Linked DNA regions of Homo sapiens: region 2 is linked to region 1. The links are chromatin loops, found by intact Hi-C in ENCODE. Cell type or tissue: Caco-2. All regions are shown on one strand. Links, peaks and the distances in the headings refer to the core of each region. The heading gives the core; the rest is flanking DNA.

What was found. Hi-C counts contacts between places; a loop is a spot of excess contacts. Peaks named below come from ENCODE experiments on the same cell type or tissue, not always from the same donor. Only the 100,000 strongest peaks of a DNase experiment are listed, where the experiment ranks them.
Region 2: a loop joins it to region 1, with 13 times the contacts of the local background. A loop is called at or near these places in 1 of 110 quality-filtered maps.

Annotation. Positions count from the first base shown.
Region 1 is chr2:109,689,181-109,693,565 of GRCh38, forward strand. It overlaps a transcript of RANBP2 not described here. Among named protein-coding and RNA genes, the nearest start is that of SOWAHC, 77 kb to the left of the region's middle. In Caco-2, for the core only: no CTCF peak of the experiment used is centred there; DNase peaks (open chromatin) are centred at 1,811 and 2,204.
Region 2 is chr2:109,514,906-109,519,290 of GRCh38, forward strand. It overlaps a transcript of RANBP2 not described here. Among named protein-coding and RNA genes, the nearest start is that of SEPTIN10, 97 kb to the right of the region's middle. RefSeq lists enhancers at 1,376-1,615, 2,632-3,171. In Caco-2, for the core only: a CTCF peak has its summit at 1,647 (motif pointing right); a DNase peak (open chromatin) is centred at 1,656.

The DNA of each region.
Region 1 (4,385 bases), core at 188-4,187:
ACAGGCGTGAGCCACCGTGCCCGGCCTGGATGACATTTTCTAGGAACCTGTTACCTCTGCCTGAAAATCTGGTAGGCAGTTAGGAACAGCCCTGGGAGCTGCAGACAGGCTTTTGGAAAGACCCACAACAGCATGCCTGGGCAGCAGAGAGAGCTTGCCAAATAGGTGCACATAGGTTGGGGGACATGTGACATTCCATAGGCCTCCTAGATGGACCTTTGCAGCCTGAATTCTAACACCTTTTTTCAAATCCATTGAGGACAAATAACAGGGTTGAATGTACATTTAAACTGGGCAGCTTTATCCTATGCTAGCATCTGGGGTCAGCAGGCATAGAAGAGCAGAGAGGTCAGCAGGCAACAATTCCTGGTAAGATTTGCAAGGAGCTGTAGCATATTTTCAGTACCTGCTTCTCATTAGCAATGACAAAATCCAGCCAGGCCTTCAACTGAGATTTTTTTCCCGCTACATTCTGGTTCAGCAAACTCTAAAATTCCTTCTGCCAAACGCTCTCTTCCTTCCTTCCCCCCTCATCTCTGCTCAATTTCTAAAAGCATAGTCAAGCACTTAAAGGGAAATTTCATCCATATGGGTTGGATTATCTACACTTAACTCATAAATACTGCTCTTTTGTTAAGAGTTATTCCATTGCCAAGTGTCTCTGAACAACAAAATGTTTTTCCAAAAAAAAGTGATAACTGAACTCCAAAAATTAGTATCTGTGTTCACTCTCTCTCCTTACCTAAATTGTATTCGATTTAACCAGCATTTATGAAATTTCCTGAGCTGGATTATGTACCTATTGGGGGTATGCACGTACGGCACAAAGATCAAAGCTCTTTGGTGCTTGTTCTCTAGGAGTTATTGGTCCAGTGAGGGAAACAGCTACCCACCATGGTACTGTGAACCCTGAATGTATCTGAGACAGGTCTCAGCCAATTTAGGAAGTTTATTTTGCCAAAGTTAAGGATGCATGCCAGTGACACAGCCTCACGAGGTCCTGCTATGTGCCCAAGGTGGTCAGAGCACAGCTTGGTTTTATACATTTTAGGGAGACGGGAGACATCAATTAACATATGTAAGATGAACGTTGGTTCGGTCTGGAAAAGCGGGACAACTCGAAGCAAAGGCGGGACAACTCAAAGTTGTGGGAGCACTTCCAGGTCATAGGTAGATGAGAGACAAATGGTTGCATTCTTTTGAGTTTCTGATTAGCCTTTCCAAAGAAGGCAATCAGATATGCCTTTATCTCAGTGAGCAGAGGGATGACTTTGAATAGAATGGAAGGCAGGTTTGCCCTAAGCAGTTCCTAGCTTGACTTTCCCATTTAGCTTAGTGATTTAGGGGCCTCAAGATTTATTTTCCTTTCACAGTAGCCTTATTAATTACGTTCTTAGCATGCTCCTGGCACGTGTGACAAAGGAAGCCACCCAGGGGCAGAGGAATCCCAGAGTCCCTTGAGAATGAGCAAGTTGTTTAAGGCAGCACAGCCAGTGAGGGACGAGCCAGGCCGGCCTTCCAGACGTTCACCATCAGTAAGCTCCTGAGAAACACCTTGGGTATGGAAGGGGAATGCGGGGCAGGGCTGGGGGTGGGGTGTGTTGGGGGGTAGAATTCTGCTAAGCCTAGGCCTACCCCTTCCTGACTTTGTTTTTTCCCTTTGCCCCACCTTCTTCCTTCATGTACACTCAGTAACTAGGGAGTTCTGGACATTGACCTTGTGATTATCTCTTCTCAGCCTAGTCCTGGCTTTGTTTTGTGTTTCTCATGTCATTGATGGGGCACCTCCTAGATCAGGGACAGCCAGTTCTGCAGGTTTGACAATGTTCAACCATAAACACCAGAGCAATCAGCTCTGTCCTGCTGCAAGGCAGGTTCTTTACAAATGACAGAGCAAAGACCTTGGATCTCTCCTGGCACTGCAGAACTTGAGGCTAAAAATACGTAGGAATGATGGGAAGTGTTTACAATAGCCCTTGCCAGAAGCCTAGCAAGTGTGTTTAAAGAAAAATGGAAAAGTGCACTGATGTTCAAGTAACGCAACCAGGCCCCATCAGCTGTGGACTATTGGGAGAGAAATTTCTCTTAGATGACAGGTTTTTAGTGGATACCACATTAGCAATAGTGGTCTCGGTCTAAACGTGGGGACATGCGGACAGAGCAACCCAGAGCCACAGGTCGGTGATCAATCAGTGCTGCCAGGCATAAGGCTGGGTTGGACCGGGGCCTGGTGGGGCTGGTCTCTGAGCTCACTCAGGCCTGTTTCTAGGGCTCTGTTCTGAGCTGGATCCAAGCAGGAACTCCCAGGACTACCCTGCACTTGGCTAGGGCAGCTTAGCTTCAGGGGCCAGGCTAGGTCTAGAATGAATTTCCGAGAGTTCTGCCAGCCTCCAAAAAGGGGACTTGGGGGTACCTCAGGTGATCTCCTGGGTTGCAAGCTCTGGTTCCTTCTGCCCCCAGAAGGGGTAAGGAGGGGATAGGGAGGGACAAGCAACCAGAACACAAATCTATAGAGTAAAACAGAGCCTCTGTGGGGGCCCTGGACACATGCAGCCCTGTTTCCACCTCCAACTTTAGGCCCCCTGGAAAGTTCATGATCAGTTTTTTTGGTTTTTTTTTTGAGGCAGAGTCTTGCTCTGTCACCCAGGCTAGAGCGCAGTGGCACGATCTCGGCTCATTGCAAACTCCACCTCCCAGGTTCAAGCAATTCTCCTGCCTCAGCCTCCCGAGTAGCTGGGATTACAGGCGCCCGCCACCGTGCCCAGCTAATTTTTGTATTTTTTAGTAGAGACGAGGTTTCACCATCTTGGCCAGGCTGGTCTTGAACTCCCGACCTCATGATCCACCCGCCTCGGCCTCCTAAAGTGCTGGGATTACAGGCGTGAGCCACCATGCCCGGCCCATGATCAGTTTTCAATTTCTGCCTATCAAACCCAAATCCATCCCTTGCACATTTTAGGTTTTTGTGTTCTGAATCAGGAGTGGATAAAATGTGGCAGCAGAAAAAAGCCAGACACGAAAGGCCACATGGTACGTGATTCTATTTAGGGGAACTGTCTCTGATAGGCAAACACATAAAACAGAAGGCAGAGAGGGGGCTGCCTCAGGCTGGGGGCGGTGGGGAGGGCGCTGGGGTTACAGCAGAGGGGTGGCACATCTCCTTGGGGTAATAAAGTGTTCTAAAGTGGTTACGGTGGTGGCAGATGCACAACTCTGAGAACAGACTCTAAACCACTGAGTTGTTTACCTTAGGGGGTGGTTTTTATAGTATGCAAATTATATCTCAATAAAAATCAAATGTGAGAGCAGAACTGAGAGAAACAAAATCCAAGCTGAGAGGCCGTCTGCTTCTCTCCTTGTTAAGAAGGTCCTTGGGTTTTTGTTTGGTTTTGGCTCAGCTGGAGGCCGAGGCCGTGTGGGAGAAAGCGAGGAAGCCTGTGGGAGGGAGGCCCACTTCCCCACTGCGGCCCGGTGCCATTTCTCCTTTCCCTAAGTCAATCATTTGGTTTCCCAAGAAGCAGCTAAGTGGCTGCCTGCATAAATTCACCTCTGAAATTGCAGAGGGAAGGGCCCACATGCGCCTCGTTCCTCATCTTTTAACCGTCACTCATTCAACTTGTATTTCTTTTTTCTTTCTTTCTTTTTTTTTTTTTTTGAGATGAAGTCTTGCTCTTGTCCCCCAGGCTGGAGTGCAATGGTGCGATCTCGGCTCTCTGCAACCTCCACCTCCCGGGTTCAAGCGATTCTCGTGCCTCAGCCTCCTGAGTAGCTGGGATTACAGGCACCCGCCACGGTGTCAGACATATCTCATTATACCGTCTGCCCTTTTGGAATTCAGGCACAGCTTACCAGCATTAACATCAACACAGAGACCTTAAGACTGCTAGAGCAGACTCTTTAAGTCTGATAAGAAACATTTGCAGTCTATTCTCTCTGAAGCCTGCTACCTGAAGGCTTTATCTGCTTGATAAAATCTTGGTCTCCACAACCCCTTATTTTTATTTTTTTATTTTTTGAGAGGGAATCTCACTCTATCGCCCAGGCTGGAGTGCAGTGGCACGATCTCAGTTCACTGCAACCTCCTGGGTTCAAGTGATTCTTATGCCTCACCCTCCCGAGTAAGCTGGGATTGCAAGTGTGTGCCACCATGCCCAGCTGTTTTTTTCTATTTTTAGTAGAGACGGGGTTTCACTGTGTGGCCAGGCTGGCCTCAAGTGATCCACCCGCTTCGGCCTCCCAAAGTGCTGGTATTACAGGTGTGAGCCACCACACCCGGCCCACAACTCCTGGTGGCAGATAATTGAATCATGGGGTGGTTTCCCCCATACTGTTCTCGTGGTAGTGAGTAAGTCTCACAACATCTGATGATTTTATAAGGGGTTTCC
Region 2 (4,385 bases), core at 67-4,066, 170 kb before region 1:
CATCTTCCCCCATGCCCCTCACACACTTCCCTCTCCTCAAGCCTCTGACTTCCATTAGCCAGAGATGCCTGGGACATGGAGCCAACCACATCTGCCAACTCTCATGCCCAGAGCCCTGCCCTGGGGCCTGAATGCAAGTCCAGGGATGACCTTTGCCCTGGAAATCACTTGTGGCCTCTGTCTGCTGGGCATAGGGTTTACCGCACATGCTGGATGTGGGTCCAGGTCTGCACTCAGCCTGGATGACCAATGGCGGCCAGGGCCAGGAGGGTTCTCCAGGCATTGGGAATAGACTAAATGGAAACTCGGCGGCACCCAGCACCCCATGATGGCGAGCTTGGCACACCCCTTGACGCCAAACAGTGTGCCCCACATGATTCAGTGTAAGTTGAGGAGGGAGGGCCTACAGGCAGTGGCTGAGAGAAGGGGGCCTGCAGGCTGGGGGCAGAGTGGCTATGCCCTCCCTGGAGGGTCCGTGGGGGATGTGGAATGTCCTGCCTATTGCTAACTTGCTTCATCTCATGGCTGGCCAGACTCCAGGACAAAGCCCTGGTGGAGTGGAGGACAAGAGCCATTGGCAGTGCAGGCCCTTCCTTCCCTTCCTAGGCCCCAGATCTCAAACCCACCTCCCCACTGAGGACCTCAGGAGAGCGCCTCATCCCCTCAGCCAGATCTCCAGCACCCCAAACTCGGCCATGGCTACAGAGACGCTTCTTCCCAGGGTAGGAGTAGTAGTCTGTTTTGCGTTGCTACAAAGGAATACCTGAGGCTGGATAATTTATCAAGAAAAAAGGTTTATTTGACTCATGGTTCTGCAGGTTGTACAGGAAGCATGGCACCAGCATTTGCATCTGGTGAGGCCTCGGGAGGCAAAAGTGGAGCAGGAGGGGTAGGGGCCGTGGCGGACTTTTTCAAACGATCAGATCTCATATGAACTAACAGAGCAAGAGCTCACTCATTACCGCCAGGAACGCACCAAGCCATTCCTGAGGGATCCGCCCCACGACCCAAACACCGCCTGCCAGGCCCCATCTCCAGCACTAGGGATTGCATTTCCACCTGGGGTTGGAGGGGACAAACAACCAAACATCCAAACAATATCAGCAGGGATTCTTTGTGCTAACTACCTGCTTAATGCTTAGCACTCAGCTCCAAGGTCTCTAGCTGAGTGGAATGGTTATGATTCAGGGGTCTTCCCTGGGCTAAGGGGCATGGGAGCAGCCTATGAGTCCTGGAGCCCCCAGACACCCTTGAGTGGGCTGCTGAGCCCACCAGGCCTCCTGGCACTCTACAACACATGGGCCCGAGCAGGTGATGTGTGGCCCATGCTGGGCCTGAAGGACCTAAGTCCCACCCCCTGTGCCCAGGGCCTGGGGGGCAGCCCTCTCCCCTGGCGTCACTGATGGTGCTGTCTTAGGCCAGAGTCTCCTCATCTGGAAAATGTGGCCATGACGGGACATGTTCTGAGGCTTAAGGGTTTGTAAATGCCTGGTGCAGGAGAGGTTCCACTGGCACAGAAGCACGGGCCTACAGCTGGGGCTGAGCACTTAGGCCTGTCCTGATATGCGGACACTCAGTCTCCCAGGCTGTGGCCACCGGGTCACAGAGAGCCCGCCCTTCCTCAGGCAGGGCACAGGCAAGGCGGCTGTGAGGGCCGCCACTGGAGGGCGTGCTGGTCCCACTCCAGCCACCCCAACGCAAGGGAGGCTTTCATTACTGAAGAAGTGGGAAGGAGGCGAGCCCGTGTCTGGCCTCTCGCAGGAGCCCCCAGCCCCAAAGCAGGGCTGGCGTGTGAGGCGCAGGTAACTGCAGTGCAAGCGGGATCCCCTCGACCGAACAATTCAAATTAAGGGCAACTTCCTACCTCTTGCCTTCAGATGAAATCTGCTAAACGATGGCTGCATTTTCCAAAACTGATAGATCAGTTACTTTCCCACGATATTTTTAGTGCAAAGAATGGTTAAACACTGCTCCTCATCAGTCTCAGTGGATCTTGATGCCAGAGGTAGGGTGGGCAGCATGGCCCCCAGAATTCCTGGCCTCAGCAAAATGAGCCCCAGCCCAGTCCTCCAGTGTACAGTTCGGGTAAGGGTGATCGCAGCCCTACCCACTAGGAACACATGGCTGAGCTTTGCTCCCCTGCAAACTGCCTTCCAGGAACACTGGCCAGCCCTCACCCCACAGGCCTAGAACCGGCCAGAAACACTGAGTTCTGGGGGACTGGTGTCCCTGTACGAGCCTTAGAAAGGGTCACCCGGAATGTGCAAAGGGTATACACAGAGGTCCCGCCCAGCCTCTGGAAGCTGCTGTCCTCCCCTGTTGCCAGCATCGCCCGCCCCCTCCCACGCCATCGCCCATGACTTCAGTGCCCCTTTGTCTCCACACCAGCCCCCCTCTTTATCCCCGGACTGTGCGGGGCCTGGGACTTGGTCCATGCTCAATAAAGCCTGACAGGTTCATTGGTCATTCATGTGTCAACCTGAGGCTTGCAGGAGTCTCTGCTGGAATCTTCCGGAAGCTGCCGAACCACCGCAGCAAGGAAGGCCGGGTGAGTGAACAGAGTCCAAACACCGCAGGTTCGGACCTGTGAACCCCGCCTGGCTGCTGCTTGCTTCAGCCCTGTGCAGGGAACAGCATTAGAGCAATGGCTGCACTCTGACGTTGGAATCCTGCCCAGGCCCTCCTCTCATGGCCCCTTCACAGCTCAGCAGGGGTGTGAGCTCCACGCCTGCAGACCCCACGGCTGTCTGCCTCTGCCTGAGTTCTTTACTGCTCCGTCCTGGGCTGGGTTCTGGCTGGAGGTTCTGATCCCACAGGGCTGGGTGGGTGTCCCAAGTGCCCACCGTGCAGCACAGGCTGACACCCAGTGCTGTCGAGAGCCTGGAGCACACCCACAAACACGAGGCCTGGTGTTCCACAAGGACAATGCCATCCCCAGGTGACTAGGAAGCCTAGATAACGACGCCCGAGGTCTTTGCAGCTTTGTGTGGCCTGCAGGGTCCCAGAAGGTGCAGCTGCAGAGGGTATGCCCCCGATGGGAGCTCGAGTCCCATTTGAGAACTTCAGAGGAGCAGACGTGGATGAAAACAAGTGGGCTGAGCCCAGGGGCTGAGGCCCTGCAGATACGAGCTGCAACTCGCTTACCTGGTGTGCAGCCATGAAGCCACAAGCTACAAGGTCCGCTTTTCTAATTGGCGGCATTTGAATCCTTGCACACATCTTGCAACAACAACTCACAGGGTAAAATATAAATAAGTGTGGGCAATTGTTTCTTTTCTGGTTTCCTTCTATTCAGCATGAAGTTGTTTCTAAGCCTTCCAAAAGGGCTGTTCCTACACATCTCTTGTTTCTCCTCCTACACAGGCCGGCCCTCCAGGGTGAGGGCATCAGCTGTGTTAACTGAGCACGGTGCTGGGCCCTTTACTCCATCATCTCACTTTACAAGCACCCTATGAGGACTCTCATCATGGTCATTTTACAAATGGGAGAGCAGGGGTTCAGAGAGGTTAGGTAGCTTCCCCCAGGGCTTACAGCCAGCCAGCAACTTAACTCAGTGTCTGCAGACCCCAGAGCCTACGGCCCAGCTCCACAAATACCGCAGCTTCAAGTCTGTAACTCCAACAGGGGGCATCTGCTCTAAGAACCATTGCCTTGTTGCTTCTGCTGGACATTCCCACCATTAGCAGCACTAAATTGTAAGTAAAGCAAATATGTGCATACTGAATCAAAATTTCCAACTGAACTTTGTTGTAATTTTTTTTAATGCATTCTCACAGAATGTGTTTTGGGTTCTGTATGAGTCCATTCTTGCACTGCTGTAAAGAAATACCCAAGACCGGGTAATTTATAAAGAAAGGGGGTTTATTTGGCTCACAGTTCCACAGGCTGTACAGGAAGCAACTGCTCAACTTCTGGGGAGGCCTCAGGAAACTTACAATCGTGGCAGAAGCAGGCATATTTTACATGGCCCCAGCAGGAGGAAGAGAGAGGTGGGGAAGGTGCTACATATCTTTTTTTTTTTTTTTTTTTTTTTGAGGGAGTCTCGCTCTGTCACCCAGTCTGGAGTGCAGTCATGCAATATTGGCTCACTGCATCCTCCGCCTCCTGGGTTCAAGTGATTCTCCTGCCTCAGCCTCCCAAGTATCTGGGATTACAGGTGCCCGCCACCATGCCTGGCTAATTTTTGTATTTTTAGTAGAGACGGGGTTTCACCATGTTGGTCAGGCTGGTCTTGAACTCCTGACCTCAGGTGATCTGCCCACCTCAACCTCCCAAAGTGCTGGGATTACAGGCTTGAGCCACCACACCCTGCCTGGTGCTACACACTTCTAAACAACCAGATCTCTCCTGAGAACTCTAACACGAGAACAGCACTAGGGGGATGG